Linked DNA regions of Homo sapiens: regions 1, 2, 4, 5 and 6 are each linked to region 3. The links are chromatin loops, found by intact Hi-C in ENCODE. Cell type or tissue: PC-3. All regions are shown on one strand. Region 1 holds the start of LOC124903522 (a long non-coding RNA gene). Region 2 overlaps THSD4 (thrombospondin type 1 domain containing 4). Region 3 has its middle 9.5 kb from the start of NR2E3. Region 4 overlaps THSD4 (thrombospondin type 1 domain containing 4). Region 5 overlaps LRRC49 (leucine rich repeat containing 49). Region 6 overlaps THSD4 (thrombospondin type 1 domain containing 4).

Region 1 (4,000 bases), 360 kb after region 3:
CCCCTGTAACATTAAGTCTGCCCATACCACTGCCTTTTGCACTTACACGGATTCACCCGTCTTACACTGTTACATTGCTATTCTGTCTACCTCGCTTCCTCAGCTACTCCCTGAAGGAGTCCATATTGTATTTCTGGCCTATTGATCTCAGTTTACACAGCGTAAAGTGTGAAAACTGTATTAGTGTATTGAGATTCTCTTCAATGAGATAATGAGTATAAAAAGCACTCTATATAGTGCCTGGTACACAATTAAGTGCTCAGAAAATTATAGTGTCATAGTATCTATAGAAGCATGCATTCAGGAGCCCATAGAAGGTGCTTAATAAATTGTTTAAATGTGGTTATATATTGGGGAGAGCATGCCACACAGACTAGTCTGGTATTTGGAACTAACAGCAAAGAAAAACTTGCATAGAAATCCTACACCAATTAACACACCTTCATGCTAGACTGAATCCAGGAGCAGGGGTGTCATGTTTTCCCAGAGTGGTGCCCAACCCAACCTTTTTGCATTTAGCAAGTTAATGAACACCTTGTGAATAACACTTTGCCAACTCTGGCCCAGTTTAGAAGGCTGCCAATAGGATATCAGTATGCCACACCGTCTGCTTTCCTGGGGACCCTGCTGTCCTCTCCCTAAGTGCTTCTGCTTTCAGCCGGTGGAGAGTCTGATGTGCCTAGAGAAGTTGCGCAGTGGGACGAGGCTGCAGCGAGAGCCTGGCCTTTCCCCAGGCGGAAGAGAGCCTTGTCTCAGATCCTGAGAGAGAAGTGAGTGGGGGCATGGCATTCCGAGCAGCCCAGGTTTGGCTTTGGGCCAGGCACTGAGTGGCAAACAAGAAGGAACACATTCCGGGAAGGCAAGGAGCCCTGCCAGCACGAAGGCAGCAGCGAAAGCAGGGCTCTGCTGGGTACCAGGTGTTCCTTGGCTCTGTGGAGGTCAGGCACGCAGGCGGATGAACTCAGGTTTCTCTAGAATATCATTTCAGAGGCTTAAATGCCTCCCACCCTCTCGCTGTCAGCGGACAGGGCATGTGGAACTGTTAAACGTTAAAACTCTCTGCTCTGGGGCCCAGCCCGTGCTCTCTAAATAAAGGTAGGAGCGGAAAGAGTGTTGTTGCCATCATGAAATCACACTTCACAGGAGCCAGATTTCGGCGATTCTGTGTCTAAGAGAAAATGCTAATCCAAACAAGGGCAGGTTGGAGAAGAGCCTGGGATTTCTATGCCCTAGAAACTGCACTCTCCACCCTTGCAGCCCAGAAACACAAACACACACACACTTGTTCTCCACGCCTGCCTTCCGAGTGGCCAGAGCTGGGGGAAGTCTGGAGAGCCCTCGGAAACGCCGTCCTTTCAGAATCAGCGCTGGCCCTTCCCCAGGTGATGAGAGAAGAGAGCGAGGAGGACCAAAGCGGAAGCGGATAGAGCCATTCTTTTCGGGGCAAATGGCCACACAAGCCTTCCTGAAGATTCCCTTCTTACTTTGGATAGGTAGGTGACCTGGACTGGAGGGGCCCTGGGCCCGTTTTCCCCAGCAAGGGGACAGGAGTAGCTTTTTCTGAGGGAGGACAACGAAGTCTTTACTCACCCCTCTGCCTCTGCGTCTTTTTGCTGGACTTTGCTGCCGCCTAGTGGCTCAGTTGTCATCACTTCCTTCTCTGAGAGAGAGACAGCCAGCCTTGGATTGAGTTTGAGGATCTAGCCTCTCAGTCTAGTCCTGAGGCAACCTGGAGATCCTTCTCTGAGAAGTTTCTCTGCTCTAGGACTCCCTGGTTCTGTGGCCCAGCAGCTAGGAGAGAGGAGCACCATGGGCTTCTAGGCCTCACTCAGTCTGGCAGTCAGGTAGAGGGGCCATGGCTGGCTGGCTGGGCACCTGGGAGAGGGGGTGGGGGTAGTTTCTTATTCCCAGGACATCTCAGTGGGATGAAGTTGTCCTTGAGTCCCCCTCATTCCTGAATGCCTTTTTCGCTAATAATACTGCCCCTCCCATGACCCTTCCTTTCTGCTAAGGCCCATGTTGCAAAACTGAGGCTCTGGCATAATGTATATTTCCTTTCTGTTTCCCCAAATTTAAGGCAGCTATTTCTCCCTGATAAAGTTAGCTCATTGCCATGATAAATATATGATTATATGCCTTCTCTGTGATGCTGCTGCTATGAATCAGTCCCTGGGAATAGTGAGGAGTGGGCATACTTTAAAGAATTTTATTGGATTGGTTTCTCTAAGTCCCTGAAAAGCCTATAGATTATAAGCTATATTTTTCTGTGTATTATATCCAGGTGTTTATTTCCTCTAGCAAAGGAAAGCACTTGGTTTCAACAACCACTGATCTGCCCTACCAAACTTTCCGATCTGAGCTGTAATACCCAGGGACTATATAAAATCCAAACTCTTCTGCTTACCCCACCAAACTCTTTTCTTTTAACTTTTAAAAAATTGTGGTAAAATGACATAAAATTTACCATCTTAACCATATTTAGCATATAGTTCAGTAGTGTTAAGTACATTACACTATTGTGCAACCAATCTCCAGAATTCTTCATCTTGCAAAACTGCAACTCTATACCCATTAAACAATAGTTCTCCACTTCCCCCTTCCCTCAGCCCCTGGCAGCCACCATTCTACTTTCTGTCTCTATGAATTTGACTACTCCACATACCACCTATAAGCCAAATCATACAGTATTTGTCTTTTTTTTAAGAGATGGGGTCTCGCTGTGTTGCCCAGGCTGGTCTCAAACTCCTGGCCTCAAGTGATCCTCCCTCCTATGTAGCTGGAATTACAGGCATAAGCCAGCCACTGCACCCTGCCCAGTATTTGTGCGGGGTTTTGTTTTTATTTTTTTTTCTTTCTACAAGCCTGGATTCCAGAAATTTTTTTTTTTTGGACTGGATTATTTCACTTAGCTTAATGTCCACAAGGTTCATCAATGTTATAGCATGTGTCAGACTTTTTTTCCTTCTCAAGGCTGAATATTTTTTCATATATATATATATATATATATATTTACATATCCATGAGTAGATGAATATACATATTTCATTGTGTGTGTATATATATATAGAATATATAAACATATATATATAGAATATATACACATATATATATATATGTTTATTCATCCATGGGTGGACACTTGAGTTGCTTCTACTTTTCGGTTATTGTACATAATGCTGCTATGAACATGTGTGTTCAAATATTTCTTCAGTTTGGGCCCTGGAGGTCGAGGCTGCAGTAAGCTGTGATCACACCACTGTACTTCAGTCTGGGTGACTGAGTGACAGAGTGAGACCCTGTCTTTAAAGAAAAAAAAAGAAAAATTTCTTCAAGATTATTCTCTCAGTTCTTTTGGCTATATACTTAGAATTGCTGGATCATATGGTAATTCTGTTTTTAATTTTTTGAGTAGCTGCTGTCCTGTTTTACACAGTAGTTAAACCACTTTACATTCCCACCAACAGTACAGTTCTCCATATCTTCACCAACCCAGCCCAAGTCATTCCCAGAGTTACTAATTCTCCACATCTTCACCAACACTTGTTATATTCTGTTTCTTTTCTGTTCTTTGAGAGTAGCCATTCTAATGAGTGTGAAGTGGTACTTCATTGTGGTTTTGACTGGCATTTCCCTAATGATTAGTGATGTTGAAGATCTTTTCATTGGTTATTGGCCATCTGTGTATCTTCTTTAGAGAAATGTCTATTCAAATCCTTTGCCTTTTTTTTTTTAAGACAGTCTTGCTCTGTTACCCAGGCTGGAGTGCAGTGGCATGATCTCGGCTCACTGCAACCTCCGCCTCCTGGGTTCAAGCAATTCTCCCACCTCAACCTCCTGAGTAGCTGGAACTATAGGTGCATACCACCATGCCTGGCTTTTTTTTTTTTTTTTGAGACGGAATCTTGCTCTGTCGCCCAGGCTGGAGTGCAGTGGCGCGATCTCGGCTCACTGCAACCTCCGCCTCCCGGGTTCAAGCGATTCTCCTGCCTCAGCCTCCTGA
Region 2 (4,000 bases), 350 kb before region 3:
CCTGCCTCAGCCTCCCTAGTAGCTGGGACTACAGGCATGTGCCACCTCGCCCAGCTAATTTTTGTATTTTTAGTAGAGACAGGGTTTCACCATGTTGGACAGGATTGTCTTGATCTCTTGACCTCGTGATCCGCCACCTTGGCTTCCCACCTTGGCTTCCCAAAGTGCAAGGATTACAGGCATGAGCCACCACGCCCAGCCCTTTCCTCCTCTTTGCCAGGCTAATTGTTGAATACTCAGCTAATGAGTCACCCTCGGAGAGACTTCTCTGACCACCTCTCTTCCTTTTGATGCCTTCTGACAAGTTAATACAGCTATAGAATTTATCCTACCAGACCACAAGTGCCTCGAGGTAGGACTGTCTTTTAGTATCTGTCATAGTTACTGGCACATAGCTACAGGCATATGTGCTAATATTTGTTGAATATAAAAATAAAAGACAAAACCTGAGTTGTGTCAATTAGCGATGACATTCTCCTTGCCACAGAAACCCTAGAGTGGTTTAACCAAAAGAGATACTGTTTTTCTCATGGAACAACTCCAGAGGAAGAGGTCCTGGGCTAATAAACATGCACTTACAATTCATCACAGGCTTGGGAGCCTTCTAGAGTCTTGTTCTGCTCTCCTTGGCATGTCACTGCATGTTCTCATGAACACATCCTGGCTCTTCCACCTCCTGAGTCCATGTTCCAGGCAAAAAGAAGGACTAAAGGTACAGGTTACTTGTCAATTGAATCTGTGGCTTTTCCTCTGGTAAACAGTAGCTTTCTCGGCAGCTCTGCTTACTTGACTTCTGGTTATATCCCATGAGCCAGGCACAGATCTGGTTTTACGGGACAATGCCAAAACAAACATTGTCAGGGTTCTGTTAGGGTCACAAGAAGATTTACTCTATTTCTTGTTCTGTCTGCCTGCTTGAAACAATAGCAGCCATTAAAAGTTGTTATGTGGAAGTCTTGTATTATATACTAGAAATGGGCCTTGTAAGAATGACTTGTATCATATTGTCCACATCCTCATTGAGAATATTAAGAAGACAATGTTGAGAAGACTGACGCCCAGAGAAATGTCATTTGCCCAAGGCAAAATCAAATATTTTGGTGGCAGAGACTGCTTAGGAAACAACCGGTCCTTATCTCAAGTCTAACTCCCTTAACATTTGGGGGCATTTCATAATTTGATCTTGAGGTAATAGATATTAGATGTATTAACTTCTTTTTCCAGCCTTACATAACAAAGTCTTCAGAAACAGAAACCGTATTTGCGTGGTTTGCTGTAAGTAATGCCTAGTATGGAGTCATGTAATGATTCTTTTAAATTTAAATTTAAATTATTGATTTTTGTGGATACATAGTAGGTATATTATGGGGTACATGAGATGTTTTGATACAGACATGCAACGTGAAGCAAGCACATCATGGAGAATGGGGTATCCATCCCTGAGTCCTGTAATGATCTTAATGCAGTCCTTCCTGCTTTCTCTGCAGGGACTTTTAGGAAGATGTAGGAAGGAATGATTTGTCCACTGTGGCTGCAGTTACCTCCATTAACTCTAGATGGCACTCATGCATTGATTGGGAAACCAGTCACTGATAATATTAACTGCCTGGTAGAAACTGACAAATTCTTCAGTCAGGGTGGTGAAAAGTTAAATATAGGTGGCTCCCAGGCATGGCTGGGTGAATAGATTGGTCAAAGGAGAAGTGGTGAAAACTGGGGACTGGCTGTAAACACATTTCATGAGTACATACAAACCCCCTTGCCTTCTGTTCATTCTCCCTCACAGCAGCCAAAGTGGGCAAACCAGAAAATGGACTGGCCAGCCTTACCAGTGTGCCTGTCTGACCAGCGGGCGACCTGGTCACTGCCCCAGAGGGTCAAGGGAAACCTATTCTCCTTGGCCACATTCCTTGAGATGGTGATCACAGAGGACACTCAGTTGCCACATCAGGACTTTGATATTCAGATGGAAAAGGCTTATATGTTGATTTGAGTTAGTAATTAGGGCTTTTAAACTGCTCTTGTCGACATAAACACATACACTATTATTCAGTACTTCTGGTTTAAAACTCTTGTTCCACTGAACACATTATTTGGGGGTACATTGATACTGTTTCTATGTGGCATTTCAGACACTGGTGAAGAACATGAGCTTTGGAGTCAGACTTGGGTTGCTGTCTGGGTTCCATCACCTACTAACTATTGTGTGGTCTTGGGCAGGTTAATTAACCTCTCTGCGCCTCAGAAAATATGGAGGTGATAATAAAACCTACTTCACAGAGTCATTGTGAAGATGGAGATAATTCTGTGTAGTACTTACAGTGCCTGCTACTCTGTAAGTACTAAAAATACAATCAGCTGTTATTTTTATTACCATGTAATCTAAAGACATGAAAGTCACACAGGACAATGATGATAATCGGTTGTCCCCATCCTGTGTAGACATTTTATAGTCACTTTAGCCTGGGTTGTAAAGTGTTGGGAGCAAAATGAGAAGTAAAATTTAACAGTTCAAGTGAAAATAGCGTTTGAGAAGTAAGTAGATTTAATTGGGAGAAAATTGATTTATACCCAATATGCAGGCCCAACTACTAGAAAATGAAAAGCAGTCATCTTAATACCAATTGTTATCCACCTAGTTCCTTGGGTAGCTTTTACCACAAATTCATGATAGAATTTGTAGACAGGAACAAAAAACTACTTAGGATTAAAAGTAGGAAAAGAAACTACTTCCCATATTAAGGTCCTATGACAATGCAAAGAGGTGGATTGGGACTCTGGCCTAGGGCAGCTGTCCAGGGTGGACACGGATGGCCATAGGAGTTGTGATGTGCAAACGAAGGAACAAGGGAAGGAGGGATTGTGTGGGACAAATATATAAATCCAGCAGTGTGTGTTTGAAAACTCAAGGATGGCAGACCTGTTGCTTCTTTCACTAACCCGCTGCGCCTTGAGTCATTGTAGTTAGTGAATTGGGTGGCTGCGTGTCCATATGCCTCATTTGACTGGCATAGCTGCCTGGAGGAAGCTTAGGCCTGGAAAAAAGTGGAGACTCATGCTCTGGGTGCCTGGTGATTGTAGGCCCAGGTGAGAATAATGCAGGCAATTGAAGATTTTTTTTTTTCTTGCTCTAATTTTCACCTGAGAGCTATGCCCACTCAGAGAGGGTTGGGGGAGAGTAGAACAGGAAAGAAACAGAAGACACTTTGGGTTTGGGCTCAGAAGATTCAGCTCACATCCAGCTTCTATCACTTACAAGTTGTGTGCTCATTCACAAGTTGCTGCTGCTCTCCAGGTTTCAGTTTTCTCATCTGCAAAATGGAAATAATAATTCTTATAGCATCCAAGGTTATGTAACAAGTATAAATTAGTGACAAATTGGAGTCTGTGGAGGTGTAACTTTGCTCATAACTCAGCTCAAATTGTTCACAAGCCCCCATTTCACTTGGTAGTGTAGGGGAGGGAAATGTGGCTTGCCCCTCACCCTTCTAGGTTCCTTGGCTGGGCTATGAATTAAATTGACATAAGACAGATTAACAGGAGGAAAGCCACATTTAATTATATAAGTACACACGGGAGCCCCACAAAATATGAGACTCAAAGAAGGGTCAGATGACTGAAGCCTATATTGCATCCTGAGCTACAGAAAGGAATAGTGGGGCTAGGAGCCGGGCGTGGCGGCATACTCCTGTAATCTCAGCACTTTGGGAGGCCAGAGCGGATGGATTGCTTGAGGTCAGGAGTTTGAGACCAGCCTGGTCAACATGGCGAAACACCGTCTCCACTAAAAATGCAGAGATTGGCCAGACATGGTGGCACACACCTATAATCCCAGCTACTCAGGAGGCTGAAGTGGGAGAATCACTTAAACCCGGGAGGCAGAGGTTGCAGTGAGCCAAGGTCACAACACTGCACTCCAGCCTGGGCAACAGAGCAAGACTCCCTCTCAAAGAAAAAAAAGGGAGGCTTCTAGGGGTGGTAGCGACACAAGTTATGGGAG
Region 3 (4,000 bases):
TCTTCCTTCCTTCCTTCCTTCTCTCCTTCCTTCCCTCTTTCCCTCCCTCCATCCCTTCCCTCCCTTTCTTCCCTGCCTCCCTTCCTCCCTCCCTTCCTTCCTTTTTTTGTTAGAGACAGAGTCTCGCTCCGTTGCCCAGGCTGGAGTGCAGCGGCACAATCTTGGCTCACTGCAACCTCTGCCTCCCAGATTCAAGCAATTCTGCCTCAGCCTCCTGAGTAACTGGGACTACAGGCATGCACCACCACACTCAGCTACTTTTTTGTATTTTAGTAGAGATGGGGTTTCACCATGTTTCCCAGGCTGGTCTCAAACTCCTGAGCTCAGGCAATCCACCCATCTCAGCCTCCAAAAGTGCTAAGACTATAGGTATGAGCCACTGTGCCCAGCCTCCCTCCCTCCCTTTTTTTTTTTTTTTTTTTTTTTTTGACAGGGCCTCGCTCTGTCACCCAGGCTGTAGTACAGTCACAGCTCACTGCAGCCTTGACCTCCCAGGTTCAAGCAATACTCCTGCCTCAGCCTCCCAAGTAGCTGAGACTACAGGTGTGCACCACCACATCAGGCTAACTAGTATTTTTTTTGTAGAGACAGGGTCTCACTTTGTTGCCCAGGGTGGTCTCAAACTCCTGAGCTCAAGCAATCACCTGCCTCAGCCTCCAAAAGTGCTGGGATTACAGGCATGAACCACCATGCCGAGCCATGCACTCTTTTTTTTTTTTTTTTTTTTTTTTTCGAGATGGAGTTTTGCTCTTGTCACCCAGGCTGGAGTGCAGAGGTGTGATCTTGTCTCACTGCAACCTCCACCTCCCGGGTTCAAGTGATTCTCCCACTTCAGCCTTCCATGTAGCTGGAATTACAGGCGCCCGCCACCCACGCTCAGCTAATTTTTGTATTTTTAGTAGAGATGGGGTTTTGCCATGTTGGCCAGGGTGGTCTCGAACTCCTGACCTCAGGTGATCTGCCAACCCTGGCCTCCCAAAGTGCTGGGATAACAGGCATGAGCCACCGTGCCCGGCCATGCACTCTTGATCATCACTCACGCTCTCTGCCAGGTGACCCCAGTCATCACCTCTGTACCACCTCCTCCAAGTACCTTTCCAGCTCCCCTGACTGGCAGGGCCATGAGAAGTCAACACCCCTCACTCCTCCATGTCACCCTGCCTCCATTCCTAGTGTCTGCTGCTTAAGACACATCCTTCCTGCCGGAGCCAAGTTTGCCTAATCCCGGTGCTTTCATACTTTCTTTACCTACCAGCAAAGTGTAACATGACAGAGGTTCCTAGCCAAGCACATGCACAGAATCTCATCTTTCTCTGGCGACACCCTTGTCCATAGTAGGTTTGCCAGGATTCACCTGACACTTGCTCCCAGGACTGACTCAGTAAATGCCCTTCCTGCTCACTGATCTCCAAATCCTGGGAATCTGGGCCTTGAGGCAATCACTTCTAGAATACAGGAAACCAAATTCTAGACAAAGCATCTGTCTCCAGCCATTTTCCAATCATCTCAACAGTTCCTGGCCAGGTGCAGTGGCTCATACCTGTAATCCCAGCACTTTGGGAAGCCGCGGCGGGCAGATCATGAGGTCAGGAGATCGAGACCATCCTGGCCAACACGGTGTAACCCTGTCTCTACTAAAAATACAAAAAAATAGCCAGGCGTGGTGGCAGGCGCCTGTAATCCCAGCTACTTGAGAGGCTGAGGCAGGAGAATTGCTTGAACCCGGGAGGTGGAGGTTACAGTGAGCAGAGATTGCACCATTGCACTCCAGCCTGGGCGACAGAGAGAGACTCTGTCTCAAAAAAAAAAAAAAAATCTCAACAGTTCCTATGGGAACATGGAAAACCCTCTGTAGGGGACACCGTATATTTTAATGCCAAGTACGTGATTCAGTAAAATAAATCCAGCATCCACTCCACTCAACATCTGTTTTCTGGGTGTTTGCGATATGTCAGGAGCTCTGACGCACATGAGCCAGTGTATCAGGACACAATGGGGTGATACTCCCAGGGGGCGGGGATGCCACCTCTGCGTCAGATAGTCTCCTGACTGTCGCTCAGCCCCTCTTTGGTGCTTTGATTTAAAAAAAAAAGTTGTGCATGAAACGCTATAGGGAACCGCTGGGGTTCTTTAGTAAGAGCTTAAATCCTCTGCCTGAAGATGCAAGTGCGTATTGGTGAAGTGTTTACTTTGCTACAATTCCAAAGAAGAAATTCTCAAGTCTCTTAGGCTACAAATTGGGGGATGGAACAGTGCAGAGCAGGCCAAACTTTTCTCATGGAGTAACACCTCCATCTTGTGGCCTTTCAGGGTATTCCAAGTGGATCCAACTACCTGCTATTTTGTGATTCTGGGTACAATAAATCAGATCTGAGAGAACTTGAGAGGTCCTCTGATTCGGTCCTCTGCCTTCACCCAGACGTGAAGCTCCACTATTAGCTCCATGATTTCCTCATAGTAACAGTCCAGAGAGGTGAAGAGACTTGGCCGAGCCCACCCAGCTAATACGCACGGTCTCATACCTGAGGCTCAATGCTACCCACTTGTCACTCTTTAGGAAGAGAAAAAAACTTCTTCAAACAAAATTTGACCAACTATGAAACAGATGAAAGCAGAGAGAGTCCCGGTAGAGACTGCAGAAGGACCCACCCTTCCCAGCACCTTCAGTCATCACGCCCTGGAAACCACTGTCTTGTGCCAGGGGGATGCTGCTTCTCTGGGTAATGGAACATCATTGTGGCAGCCTGGAAAGCCCCCTAGGACAATAGCATTCCCTTCCGAGTAGCTTATTGCTTCAATCAGTTTAGGTCCTGGCCAGGTAAATGCCTTTTATTAAAACACATTTTACACCTCTCATGGCAGAATAAACGGCCTCATAGGATAAGGGTGTGTGGCCCCGCGACTGCTGATGAGAAGTGAAGCCAGCTGGACTTCTGGGTCAGGTGGGGACTTGGAGAACTTTTTTGTCTTACAAGAGGATTGTAAAATGCCCCAATCAGCACACTATAAAATGGACCAATCAGTACTCTGTAAAATGGACCAATCAGCACACTGTAAAATGGACCAAATCAGTGCTCAGCAAAATGGACCAATCAGCAGCACATGGGCGGGGACAAATTAGGGAATAAAAGCTGGCCACCCCAGCCAGCCCTGGTAACCAGTGGGAGTCCAGTTTGGTGCAGTGGAGTCTTTGTTCATTCGCTTTTCACAGTAAATCTTGCTGCTGCTCACTCTTTGGGTCTGTGCCACCTTTAAGAGCTTTAACACTCACCGGGAAGGTCCGCAGCTTCATTCTTGAAGCCAGCGAGACAAAGAACCCACCGGAAAGAACCAACTCCGGGCCTCCGGACACCATTGGGACCTGCAATTGCTGGGACCCGGTCCCGGGAGGATGCCCGAGAGATGCCCACAGGGCCCCGGGCAGGGCAGAAAGCCGAAGCCGCCGCAGGCTGCCAGGACTAGGGCAAGCTTACGTCCACTCAGGCGGTCAACAAATAATTATCAGACTCCTTCTACGTGTCATGCCGTTGAACAAGATCGACAAGACCCTGGTCTCACAAAGCTTCTGTGCACATTGGAGGAGCCGGGTGACTGCAAAGAAAGGGCGTAAGATTGTTTCTGATAGGGCCTGGGATGTGAGGAGCGATGATAGAGTGCGTGCTCTCAGGAGAGACCTTGGAGCTGGTCTTGAAGTGTGAGGAGGAGTCGGTTGGAGAAAGAGGGAAAGAACAGGCCGAGCCGAGCCAGAACCGGGTATAGCCAGAAGCGCGAAGGAGAGAGCCAGCACTCGAGGTCAGAGGAAGCGCAAGGTGGCACCGGCCCCTCTCGCTGCGCTTTTTGTCCTTCCAGGAGGGGGCGCTGGTCCACCGACTGGCCCGGCAGTTCCCCAGTAGCACCGGGGGTTTCCTGCCGCGCGCGTCACCTGGTTCAGTTTAGAGCCTCCAAAGCTGCAAGGCAAGGCGAAGATGGGCAGTGGAGACAGAGTAGGGTGGGGAGGGTC
Region 4 (4,000 bases), 230 kb before region 3:
CCCATGATTCTGTTTTGCTGAATCAGGATTCAGGACCTTTTTCAAAACAAGTAAAACAGAAAAATAAAGTGCAAGTACCAACAGAAGCAGCCTCCAGAACTTTTAATTGTTATACTCTTACCTCTTTTTCTCTTTTTTTTTTTTTGTTTTTTGTTTTTCTTTTTTTAATTATACTTTAAGTTCTAGGGTACATGTGCACAACGTGCTAGTTTGTCACATATGTATACATGTGCCATGTTGGTGCGCTGCACCCATTAACTCGTCATTTACATTAGATATATCTCCTCATGCTATCCCTCCCCCTTCCCCCGACCCCACAACAGGTCCCGGTGTGTGATGTTCCCCTTCCTGTGTCCAAGTGTTCTCATTGTTCAGTTCCCACCTATGAGTGAGAACACGCAGTGTTTGGTTTTTTGTCCTTGCTATAGTTTGCTGATCTTTCTCTCTTTTTTAAGAACAATCTTTAAAATGTTTCCTCCTATGCATGATTTTTGTTAACTTTTTTACTGCTTGTCTATAGAGTATATGACAAATTTTCTTTAATCAGCATGTATTACTTTAAAATGGGGAGAAAATGAAAAAGTGTTGTCTCATCTGAATATGTTTTTACCATAACATCCCCCAAAATGCCTTCTTTTCTAAAAATAGATGTTTTGCTAGAAGCATCCAGGGTAAAATGTGGCCTGCCACTCAGAAATCTAAAGTTTTAGTTGTTTTCTTTGCTGGTCAGGAGCCCTGAAGCAGCGGAGATTCTGCCCTCTGATATTCATGGATGTGAGTGCTGACCCACACGGAGGCTTTCTTTGCTATTTGATTTCATGTTTCAAGGGAAATGTTAAGTCAGATGTCACTGTTAAAGGGAAAGAGGGAGGAAAAGAAGAAAGAGAGAGAGAGAGGGAGGGAGGACAGGAGAAAGAAACCATATAAATCTAGAGTCCAGTCTTGTTTGTTTCTTTATTTGGCCCAGTGATCAATAATGTATTGACTAAACATCTTTCAAAAGTTATTTATTTATAATGCCTTCATTCTAAAAAGAATTTAAAATAATGTTTACAAATGTAGTGAATAGAATTTACAAGAAAACAAATAAGGGAGGAAAATGGAGCAAAGAGGAAACTGGGTAGAAAAAATAGGACATGAGTAAGACTGGTGTCTAAACTCCGTGCCTTTACATCTAACTAGAGATGTGTCAAAAATTTTACTGTGAGCTCCCTAGCAGCCAAAGCAAAGAAAGAAACAATTGAATGTGTAACTCATAGGTAAAAATAAGTGAAAGGCTGGGTGCGGTAGCTTAGGCCTGTAATCCCTGCACTTTGGGAGACCAAGTCGGGCAGATCACTTGAGGTCAGGAGTTGAAGACTAGCCTGACCAACATGGTGAAACCCTATCTCTACTAAAAATACAAAAGTTAGCTGAACGTGGTGGTGTGTGCCTGTAATTCTAGCTACTCAGGAGGCTGAGGCAGGAGAATCACTTGAACCCAGGAGGCAGAGGTTGCAGTGAGCTGTGATCGCGCCACTGCATTCCAGCCTGGGCGACAAAGTTAGACTCTATTTCAAAAAAATAAAATAAAATAAGCTGATTTATTTATTTATTGAGTTAAGTAAGTTGGGGCAATAAAATAAAGCGGATAAAATATATTAGCCCTTTGACTCAAGAAGTCAATACCACTTTTTATGAGAACAATTAATAACACCTAACATCAGTGAACACTTCTTATATGCCAAGCACTAACCTAACCAATGTAATTATGACATAAGAACACCATGCATCAGGTAAAGCCAGTTATATTTTAAAAGTAGAATTTGGGGTTTACAAATGGCTTTCTCGTTTGTGTTGTTACTTAATTGCTCACAACAACCCTATGAGAGATATTGGTCAGGAAAATATTTTTATATGAGGAAAGTAAGATCACATTTCTAATCATTGTTGCACCCGGAATATAAATCCAGATTACTCAGATATACTTTTTTTTTCTTTTTTTTTTTGAGATGGAGTCTTGTTATCTCACCCAGGCTAAAGTACAGTGGCGCCATCTAGGCTCACTGCAACCTCTGCCTCCTGGGTTCAAGCGATTCTCCTGCCTCAGCCTCCCAAGTAGTTGGGACTCCAGGTGCACACCACCACGCCTGGCTAACTTTTTGTATTTTTAGTAGAGACGGAGTTTCACCATCAGATACACATTTTACACTACTTCATAATCTGGGAGCAAAACCCTGGTGATGGGAATATGGACATTTGGCTTTAGGATCTTAAGCTGAGTTTGTTCAGGTGAGTTGTCTACTCCTGGGCCTGCCATTAAGTGGCTGTGTGGTGTTGGGCGAGTCCTTCTTCTCCCTAGAGTGGCAGTGTCTTCAACTGGAAAATAAGAAGGTTGATGACTTGTCTGGGAAGATTCATTCCAGCTGTGACAGCCTGTTCATCTCTGGGTGTCTGTGGCTCCAGGCAGTTTCCCAGACTACACTCCAGGGTGTTCCCAGTCATTTTCACATTAGCAGTTGCTCTGTGGTACAGACGTGGCTGCGCCTCTGTGGATCATTGAACCTTCACCATTGCCCCAGCCTGCTTGGGGCTAGGGTGTGTGGGCTGTGAATTAAAGGCTGTGAGACGTCAGAACTCCCTATGAGCCTGAGGTGTCCTATGGGGCATTTCCACCGTGTCGGCGGAACATGTTTCATTGTTCCTTCCTTGATACTTTGTCTTCCATAGATTTTTTGAAGGGATTCAAAGTGGAAAGCACCAGAAGTTGGAACTAGACCTGCTGAAGAACTCACTTTTTTTTTTTTCCTTTTAAAACTTCTCTTGAGCCCAAAAATCACATGGACACATCTTGAATTCTTACAAGTTAGCCGGGTCTCAGTGAAAGGGCTTCCCTGAGGGGTAGAATGCCGCATGCTCGTTTCCTATGCCTAGATAAATAAACCCTGGCCCAGGCTTTAGGCTCCAGGTTTGTTTCTGGCATCCCTTTGCCTGAAAGTTTCTGTGTTGAATAAAACAGAAATGTTTAGCAAATCCCAAGAAATTCCTTATTTAATGGAAAAAAGAGATCCCTGGGCTTATATTTCAAAATGTGATTTCCATGTTCCCACTGCATTAAGGCAAGGTCGCCTCACCAAATCCCCAGATGTCTGGTATGCTTTTCGAAAAATGCCTGTATTTAGCCCCTAGAACACATTTTGAGTACCTATTGTGGACAGGATTCTCCTCTGAGCCCTGCAGGAGATAGAGCAGCCAAATGAGATGGAAACCCTTCCTTCAAATTTAGTTGTAATGGTTGCATTAGAATCTATAGGAAGTCTCACCTTTACCTACAGACAAGCTTTATTCCCCCACGCTGATCTTTTAAACTGTACAATATTGCATCTCTGTGTGGCCATCTGTCCTCCTTCATGACAATGGGAGATTCAGCTGCTGGGGTTGGCCACAAACAGCTTATCTTATTAGCTAACCTACCATGTATGAGCTGCCTTGGCAATATCCCTATTAATTATATTTTCTTTCTTCAGCATCTTAGAAGAGTGGGGTTTTTCATTTGCTTCATGTCTCTGCCAATCCTAACCTCTCTCTCCTAAAATGTTTATTTATCTTTTGTTATAAAAGTAGTTGATGTTTATTGTTGACAGAAAGAGAGAGAGAAACAGGGATGGATATTGCAGAGAAAAAATTTTAAAAAGCTATTTATAATAAAATAAAATCCTACCACAACAAGCTTATTGTTGTTTATATTTTGGATTTACAAAATCTTTAGCTATTTATCCTCAACCCTTGCCAATTATGTGAATTTCCAGTTGGGTGAGAGTAGCTATATTAAATAGTGAGCAGTTTTCCTGTATCATTAAATAGTCTTCAAAACCTTGATTGTTCATAGCTGAATAACATTTAATACTATGGGTGAAGCAATTATTTTAATTGTTTCCTTTGTGCTGGGATTGTAGATTGTTTCTATCTTTTTACTTCAAACTCACCTGTAGTAGTGGCTGTTGCAAGGTAGCCACTTACA
Region 5 (4,000 bases), 830 kb before region 3:
GGTTTAAAGTCTGTTTTGTCAGAGACTAGGATTGTAACCACTCCTTTTTTTTTTTTTTTTTTTTTGCTTTCCATTTCCTTGGTAAATCTTCCTCTATCACTTTATTTTGAGTCTATGTGTGTCTTTGCATGTGAGATGGGTCTGCTGAATACAGCACACCAATGGGTCTTGACTCTTTATCCAATTTGCCAGTCTGTTTCTTTTAACTGGGGCATTTAGCCCATTTACATTTAAGGTTAATATTGTTATGTGTGAAATTGATCCTGTAATTATGATGCTAGCTGGTGTTTTTTGCCCATTAGTTGATGCAGTTTCTTCATAGTGTCGATGGTCTTTACACTTTGGTTTGTTTTTGTAGTGGCTGGTACTGTTTTTTCCTTTCCATATTTAGTGCTTCCTTCAGGAGCTCTTGTAAGGCAGGCCTGGTGGTGACAAAATACCTCAGCATTTGCTTGTCTGTAAAGTATTTTATTTCTCCTTCACTTATGAAGCTTAGTTTGGCTGGATATGAAATTCTGGGTTGAAAATTCTTTTCTTTAAGAATGTTGAATATTGGCCCCCACTCTCTTCTGGCTTGTAGGGTTTCTGCAGAGAGATCCAATGTTAGTCTGATGGGCTCCCCTTTGTAGATAACGCAACCTTTCTCTCTGGCTGTGCTTAACATTTTTTCCTTCATTTCAACCTTGGTGTATCTGATGATTATGTGTCTTGAGGTTGATTTTCTTGAGGAGTATCTTTGTGGTGTTCTCCGTATTTCCTGAATTTGAATGTTGGCCTGTCTTGCTAGGTTGGGGAAGTTCTCCTGGATAATATCCTGAAGTGTGTTTTCCAACTTGCTTCCATTCTCCCCGTCACTTTCAGGTACAGCAATCAAATGTAGGTTTGGTCTTTTCACATAGTCCCATATTTCTTGGCTGCTTTGTTCATTCCTTTTCATTCTTTTTTCTCTAATCTTGTCTTCACGCTTCATTTCATTAAGTTGATCTTCAGTCTCTGATATCCTTTCCTCTGCTTGATCGATTTAGCTATTGATACTTGTGTACGCTTCACGAAATTCTTGTGCTGTGTTTTTCAGCTCCATCAGGTCATTTATGTTCTTCTCTAAACTGGTTATTCTTGTTAGCAGTTCCTGTAACCTTTTTTCAGGGTTCTTAGCTTCATTCCATTGGGTTAGAACATGCTCCTTTAGCCTGGAGGAGTTTGTTACTACCCACCTTCTGAAGCCTACTTCTGTCAATTCGTCAAACTCATTCTCCATCCAGTTTTGTTCCCTTGCTGGTGAGGAGTTGTGATCCTTTGGAGAAGTGGCATTCTGGTTTTTGGAATTTTCAACCTTTTTGTGCTGGTTTTTCCTCATCTTCGTGGATTTATCCACCTTTGGTCTTTGCTGTTGGTGACCTTTGGATGGAGTTTTTGCGTAGTTATCCTTTTTGTTGATGTTGATGCTATTGCTTTCTGTTTTTTCCCTTCTAACAGTCAGGCCCCTCTTCTGCAGGTCTGCTGGAGTTTGCTGGGGGTCCACTCCACACCCTGTTTGCCTGGGTGTCACCAGCAGATGCTGCAGAACAGCAAAACATTGCTGCCTGCTCTTTCCTCTGGAAGCTTCATCCCAGAGGGGCACCCGCCAGATGCCAGTTGGAGCTCTCCTGTATGAAGTGTCTGTCAACACCTGCTGGGAGGTATCTCCCCATCAGAAGGCAGGGGGGTCAGGGACCCACTTGAGGAGGCAGTCTGTCCCTTAGCAGAGCTCGAGCACTCTGCTGGGAGATCCGCTGCTCTCTTCAGAGCTGGCAGGCAGGAACATTTATGTCTGCTGAAGCTGTGCCCACAACCGCCACTTCCCCCAGGTGCTCTGTCCCAGGGAGATGGGAGTTTTATCTATAAGCTCTGAGTGGGGCTGCTGCCTTTCTTTCAGAGTTGCTGAGCTTAGAGAAGAGGAATCTAGAGAGGCAGTCAGTCTGGCTACAGTGACTTTGTGGCACTGTGGTTTTTTTAATGTCAAAAGTACAGAATATAAATTCCACAAATTGTGACAGTCAACTTGATGTTGATTCTGAAATAAATTTAAATTGCATTATTAAAAGATGGTTTGTGGCCCAGTGCGGTGGCTTACTCCTGTAATCCCAGTACTTTGGGAGGTTGAGGTGGGCGGATCACAAGGTCAGGAGATTGAGACCATCCTAGCCAACATGGTGAAACCCCATCTGTACTAAAAATACAAAAATTAGCTGGGCATGGTGGTGCGTGCCTGTAATCCCAGCTACTCGGGAGGCTGAGGCTGGAGAATCACTTGAACCAGGGAGTTGGAGGTTGCGGTGAGCCGAGATCGCGCCACTGCACTCCAGCCTGGCAACAGAAGGGGACTCTGTCTCAAAAAAATAAAATAATAAAATAAAATAAAAAGATGGTTTGTGAGTACTTAGGAATTGGTCACTAGGAGGCAGCATTAGCTCACTAAAAAACAATTCATGCCAGAAAAGAATTAGTTTCCTGACCTAGAAATTACAAATAGACCTTGTTAGAGGAGTGCTATAGACAGTGTTTTGGTATTTAAGCAAAGCATTTGGCAAAGTCTTTTATGGCATCATTTTGAGTAAATTGTATGACATGGTTATGTAGATTTTTGATTCAAGTATACTTACAGAACATGAAGTAATGGATTAATGCCAGCCTTTAGAGAAATCTGTACTGGCATGCCATGAGGCTTTTTTCCTCCAGTCCATTCTATTCACATTTTTATTAATGTCTAGGAGAAAATATTTGTTATTCTGGTAAAGTATGTGAATGACAGAAACTAGAGAAATTAGAGTTCTTGGTATATTGGTTGATCAAATGAGAATCCAAAAGTATCTCCATAGTCTAGAACAGGGTTTGGCAAACTACAGCCTATGGGCTAGATCCATCTGGCAGCCTGCTTTTTGTACAGCTCTCAAGCTAATAATGGCTTTTATGTTTTCAAAGCATTGTAAAAAAAAAAAAAAAGAACAACAAAGAAGGATATGAGATAGAGATCACATACAGCTCACAAAGCCTAAAATATTTACCATACTATCTGACCCTCTACAGAAAAAGTTTGTTTATGCCTAGTCTAGAAAAGTAAGCAGAATTTAACAACATAAAAAATAGATGAATTGAACATCCTGGACTTTATTCCATAACAACAATCAAGCAAAACAATTCTTAGCACAAATTCAGTATTATACAAGATTAGACTTAGCAGCGTGTGTTAAAGTGACTTGGAATTGCTAAATTCAAGTTCAATTAATTATGAGATGTGATTATTAAAAGTTAATATGGCTTAAAACAATATTCATTTATAGAAAAAGAGAATTCAGACAATGGAGACAGTCCCATCCCATTTTTTTCTACAGTGGTCAGATTACACCTGAACTATTACTAGTTTTAGAGGGCAGACAATAAACTAGAGCATTTCCAAAGAATCTGACATGATTAGTTGACAAAGGAGAAGACATAAGGAAGATATCCCAGTGATCTTCACCTGTTTTCACAACTATTCAAAAAAAGAGAGAACAGACACATGTTGAGGGGCTAGAACAAGGACCCTTATATAGAAAATTCTGGGAGGCAGAATTTTCCTTTTTATTTCTAAGGCAGCATTTTGTGAATGCAGGCAGTATTCTCACAATTCTGAAACAGGGTTGGGCGTGGTGGCTCATGCCTGTAATCCTAGCACTTTGGGAGGCCAAGGTGGGCAGATCACTTGAGTCAGGAGTTTGAGACCAGCTGGCCAACATGACAAAACCCTGTCTCTACAAAAAATACAAAAAATTTAGCCGAGTGTGGAGGCACACGCCTGTAGTACCAGAGACTTGGGGGACTGAGGCAGGAGGATCGCTTGAACCCAGGAGGTCAAAGCTGCAGTGAGCCAAGATCTCGCCACTGCACTCAAGCCTGGGGGACAGAATGAGATCCTGTCTCAAAACAAAACAACAACACAATTCAGAAACAAACAATGTCTAAAGTTTTCACCTCAAGCTCA
Region 6 (4,000 bases), 52 kb before region 3:
CGAACTCCTGGGCTCAAGCCATCCTCCCACCTCAGCTTCCCAAAGTGCTGGGATTACAGGCGTGCGCCACTGTGCCCAGCCTAGGCTGACTTTCAAGCAATGCTCTAGTAAGAAACTCTACCCATAGTGATTCTGATGATTCTGTGTACGCTGCTGCGGGCTCACGCTGACTTCCTGTTGACTGAAGGTTGTCTCTCACTCTCGCTCTCTCATTCCTGAACCAGCTGGGACATCGGGGAGTGGTCTGAGTGCAGCAAGACCTGTGGCCTGGGCATGCAGCACCGCCAGGTTCTGTGCCGCCAGGTGTACGCCAACCGCAGCCTGACGGTGCAGCCCTACCGCTGCCAGCACCTGGAGAAACCTGAGACCACCAGCACCTGCCAACTCAAGATCTGCAGCGAGTGGCAGATCCGGACCGACTGGACCTCGGTACGCAGGCAGGGCAGCCCGCTCTGCAGCTCCCTCTCCAGCTCCCACCACACTTTCCAGCCTCCCCCACCAAGACCTGAGATGGGTAACCCTGAGTTCCACAGGAGGGAACCCGTCCCGTGGGGGTCTGGACGGCTGTTTTTGCAAACCACAGGATGTACCAATAGTTCAATAGAGTTCAGGGTAGTGTGTGCCACCCACAGCCAACTTTATGAGTGAGCCCAGGGGGAGCCCTCTGATACTGGCCTCATCTGCTTTGTGAGTCATGGTGAAGTGAAGGTTGGCAACTGCTGGTAGAGCCAACTCCTTCCAATTTTCCCTACCCATTTTATAGCTGAAAAGACTGAGGCCTGGAAGAATAGAGTAGTGTCAGTCAAAATTAAGGCTGTTAAGGCAGAAATAATTTGATAAAAGATTTATTGGAAGCCAATGTAAGGATCAGCCCAAGAAGACACACGAACAACGTTGGACATGTTCCAAAGTCTGTTACAAGTTGAAAGGCTTTTAGAAGAAAGTTTAGGAGAGGAGACGGGGACCCCTTGAATCGGAGTTGTCTTTTTCATTGGAGGGTACAGCACAGAGGTTGCAATCACTGGCTACAGATGACGACATACAGGCTAAAATGTTTTAAGTGCAAGACAGTCAATAAAACTTCATGAGTCAGAAATAAATCAGCAAAACTTTATGACTCAGAAACAAACCAAACAAACCAGTGTCCTCTTCAATGTCCACAGGTTACGTATTAATCAGTATGTCAACAGTTTGAAGAATTCACAATAAGATTTGAGGAACTGACAATAATATTCTTTACTCTAAACAGGATGTAAGCCATGAATCCTAAGACCTTCTTCCCAGGCAACTTAGAACATAGTTTATTCTTCAAGGGCAGAGGTGCATGACTTAACCCCTTGCCTGCCATGGCGTTGGGTCCTGTTTATAATTTGGTATCTTATTGCCACAGAGAGTCCATTCTGTCAGTCTTATGATTTCTCCCTTAACATCAGTGCTGGTCGGTTGTGTCTAGACTGCAAAACGGAGGTGGTATGACAGGGTGTGTCCAACCTTCCATCCTGTCATGGCCAGGAAATCCATTTTTAAGGTTTCTCTGGGGGTCTCCTTGGCCAAGAGGAGGCCCATTCAGTCAGCTGGGAGGCTTAGGATTTTATTTTTAGTTTACAGTAGGCGAGGCATCTAAGAAGGTCTTGTAGAAAAGGGTTGTGGAGTTTTCTAGGGCTCAGATCCCTGCCCCAGCTGGTGACATGCATGACAGAGCCTCAGTCTCATGGGGCTGATCACAAAGGCTGCGGGCTCCATACTGGCAATTCTCTCCCAGAGCTGAAGCTGCTGGTTCCCCTGACGTCAGTGTGCTGTGTTTCAGTGCTCGGTGCCCTGCGGCGTGGGACAGAGGACCCGTGATGTGAAGTGTGTGAGCAACATTGGGGATGTGGTTGACGATGAGGAATGCAACATGAAGCTCCGGCCGAATGACATTGAGAACTGCGACATGGGACCCTGTGCCAAGAGCTGGTTCCTCACCGAGTGGAGCGAAAGGGTGAGTGTGATGGCGGGCAGAGCGCCGGGGACCGAGGTCTGCCAGGTGCCTCCAAAACCACACAAAGATGAGTCACTAGCTCAGAATCCCAAGACTGATTTCTGGCTCTGGGGGGAAAAAAAAGGCCCAGAGAGGAATTATCGTAGGCTTTCTATCCTTATGTGAGGACTGAGGGTCTCCAAAGGTGAGGAGGGTGTATGCAAAACTTGATTGAATTCTCCTTAGCACTCCATGTGGTCACTCCATAATACTAGGTGAAGTGAATCATTACATCCCATCGTTCATATGTCTTGTAAGTGCCTGGTGTCTCATAGACACTCAGCAATGGCAGGCCCCTCTACTGCTTTTTGCCAACTCAAAACATCCCACACCCCGTTCCCTCCCCAGTAGCCTGGCCTCCCATGGGAAGTCTCAGGTGTCAAAGAATAACTCAAAGGCATATATAGTCAACCATTAGCCCACCAGTTACCTGGATATAAGGGAAAACAGTCATATATTAAATTCATCCATCAAAGGCAAAAGGAGGATTTATATGAAAAGGGGTTTCTGCAGATGGAGTGATGTTGGTTACACAACAGCATGAATGCACCTAATGCCCTGGAGGTGTGGGCTTAAAAGTGGTTACGATGGTCAATTTCATGCTATGTGTATTCTACCACAATCAAAAATGAAGTTTGAGAAAAGACACTAAACAAATTGTAGAACATACCTTGGGACAGGGAGAAGAAAAGAGGAAGGAGATAAGGAATTGTGCTTCCTTTCCTGGTGGGATCGGCGCATTGGCGGGCATGGGATGGCCAGTCAGAGGGTTTGCCCAGGGCAGCTGCACAGCTGTGAGAGGCACCAAGTCCAGATTCTGGATTCTCTAGGAGATCTAGGGAGTTTACCTGGGATGAGGACATGATTGGCTATCTCTGACCTTGGTTAGCGGCCTACCTCTCGGATACACTAGTTCTGCCCCACTTCCCTTGCTAGAATCCCGTGCGTACACGTTACCTGTGAACCGCATTAAAGTGTAGGTCTGAGGCAGCAGGTGTGGGGAGGAGCCAGGGATTCTACATTTATTTTCTTTCTTTTTTTTAATATTTTTATATTTTTAAATTTTTATTTATTTATTTATTTATTTATTTATTTATTTATTTTGAGACCGGGTCTCATTCTATTGCCCGGGCTGGAGTGCAGTGGTGCAATCTCAGCTCACTGCAGCCTCGACCTGCTGGGATCAAGCAATCCTCCTGCCTCAGCACCCCCTGCCCCCCTCCCGCCAACGTAGGTGGGACTATAGGTGCGCGCCACCACCCCGGCTAATTTTTTGTATTTGTTTGTGGTTTCACCATGTTGCCCAAGCTGGTCTCAAACTCCTGGGCTCAAGTGATCTGCCACCTCGGCCTCCCGAAGCCCTGGAATTGTAGGCATGAGCCACTGTGCCTGGCCACAGCCTACATTTCTAATAGGTTCCCAGGGTCTCTGAGGCCACTGGTCCAAGGACCACACTCTGAATAACAAGGCCATAAAAAAGACAGAGGAGCCCAGCCATGTTCTTGGATCTTAGGAGACACGATGCAGCCCATGAGCCCCCACCCCGTCCCCACTCCCAGCATCATGAGAACAACAACCATAGTATCTCAGACTCAAAGAAGGACCCTTTCACGCAGTTTGGGGATATCAGCAGACATGCCCCATACGGCCACATTGGCTGACTCCAACTGGTCAGTGTCCATTCTGACCGGTCAATGGCCACCATGCACCTGTTATTGAGTATTTTGAATATCACCCCTAGAGGTGTTCACATAGGTTTTCTCTCCCTCTGCGGTGTAAGATGCCCCTTCATTTTGTCCCTCTATCACCATAACAATCCACTTCCACAGGGAGTGTTATCCAGAAAGAGAGGAAGGACAAACCTGCAAATGCAGCCTTCACTCCACCTCCAGAGATGGTCCTGGAGATTCTTACCTAGCGGCTCATCTTCTTGTGTGTTCCCCACACCTCATGGCATATGGCCCCTGCCCCTTAGGCCCA

What was found. Peaks named below come from ENCODE experiments on the same cell type or tissue, not always from the same donor. Only the 100,000 strongest peaks of a DNase experiment are listed, where the experiment ranks them.
Region 1: a loop joins it to region 3, with 24 times the contacts of the local background. A loop is called at or near these places in 27 of 110 quality-filtered maps.
Region 2: it touches region 3 in a loop (18-fold over the local background); 58 of 110 quality-filtered maps call a loop at or near these places.
Region 4: a loop joins it to region 3, with 5 times the contacts of the local background. A loop is called at or near these places in 5 of 110 quality-filtered maps.
Region 5: a loop joins it to region 3, with 5 times the contacts of the local background. A loop is called at or near these places in 11 of 110 quality-filtered maps.
Region 6: it touches region 3 in a loop (4-fold over the local background); 78 of 110 quality-filtered maps call a loop at or near these places.

Annotation. Positions count from the first base shown.
Region 1 is chr15:72,154,579-72,158,578 of GRCh38, forward strand. LOC124903522 (a long non-coding RNA gene) reads left to right here and starts at 571. Exons shown (of 3, transcript XR_007064706.1): 1 at 571-1,493. RefSeq lists an enhancer at 1,288-1,377. In PC-3, a CTCF peak has its summit at 1,632 (motif pointing left); DNase peaks (open chromatin) are centred at 823 and 1,633; H3K4me3 peaks cover 1,443 bases.
Region 2 is chr15:71,447,230-71,451,229 of GRCh38, forward strand. All of the region lies in intron 7 of THSD4 (thrombospondin type 1 domain containing 4), which reads left to right. Among named protein-coding and RNA genes, the nearest start is that of THSD4-AS2, 240 kb to the right of the region's middle. In PC-3, CTCF peaks have their summits at 1,554 (motif pointing right) and 1,765; DNase peaks (open chromatin) are centred at 292 and 1,572; H3K4me3 peaks cover 1,124 bases; H3K27ac peaks cover 2,315 bases.
Region 3 is chr15:71,799,045-71,803,044 of GRCh38, forward strand. No RefSeq gene overlaps it. Among named protein-coding and RNA genes, the nearest start is that of NR2E3, 9.5 kb to the right of the region's middle. RefSeq lists a silencer at 3,706-4,000. In PC-3, CTCF peaks have their summits at 2,300 (motif pointing left) and 3,871 (motif pointing right); DNase peaks (open chromatin) are centred at 1,367 and 2,257; H3K27ac peaks cover 1,397 bases.
Region 4 is chr15:71,568,437-71,572,436 of GRCh38, forward strand. The region is part of intron 7 of THSD4 (thrombospondin type 1 domain containing 4); the gene reads left to right. Among named protein-coding and RNA genes, the nearest start is that of THSD4-AS2, 120 kb to the right of the region's middle. In PC-3, CTCF peaks have their summits at 2,018 and 2,220; no DNase peak of the experiment used is centred here; H3K27ac peaks cover 599 bases.
Region 5 is chr15:70,971,754-70,975,753 of GRCh38, forward strand. The region is part of intron 9 of LRRC49 (leucine rich repeat containing 49); the gene reads left to right. Among named protein-coding and RNA genes, the nearest start is that of LRRC49, 81 kb to the left of the region's middle. In PC-3, a CTCF peak has its summit at 2,466 (motif pointing right); a DNase peak (open chromatin) is centred at 2,468.
Region 6 is chr15:71,746,614-71,750,613 of GRCh38, forward strand. THSD4 (thrombospondin type 1 domain containing 4) reads left to right here. Exons shown (of 18, transcript NM_024817.3): 13 at 225-429; 14 at 1,808-1,981. Among named protein-coding and RNA genes, the nearest start is that of THSD4-AS2, 57 kb to the left of the region's middle. In PC-3, no CTCF peak of the experiment used is centred here; DNase peaks (open chromatin) are centred at 268, 638, 1,118 and 1,888; H3K4me3 peaks cover 1,980 bases; H3K27ac peaks cover 2,999 bases.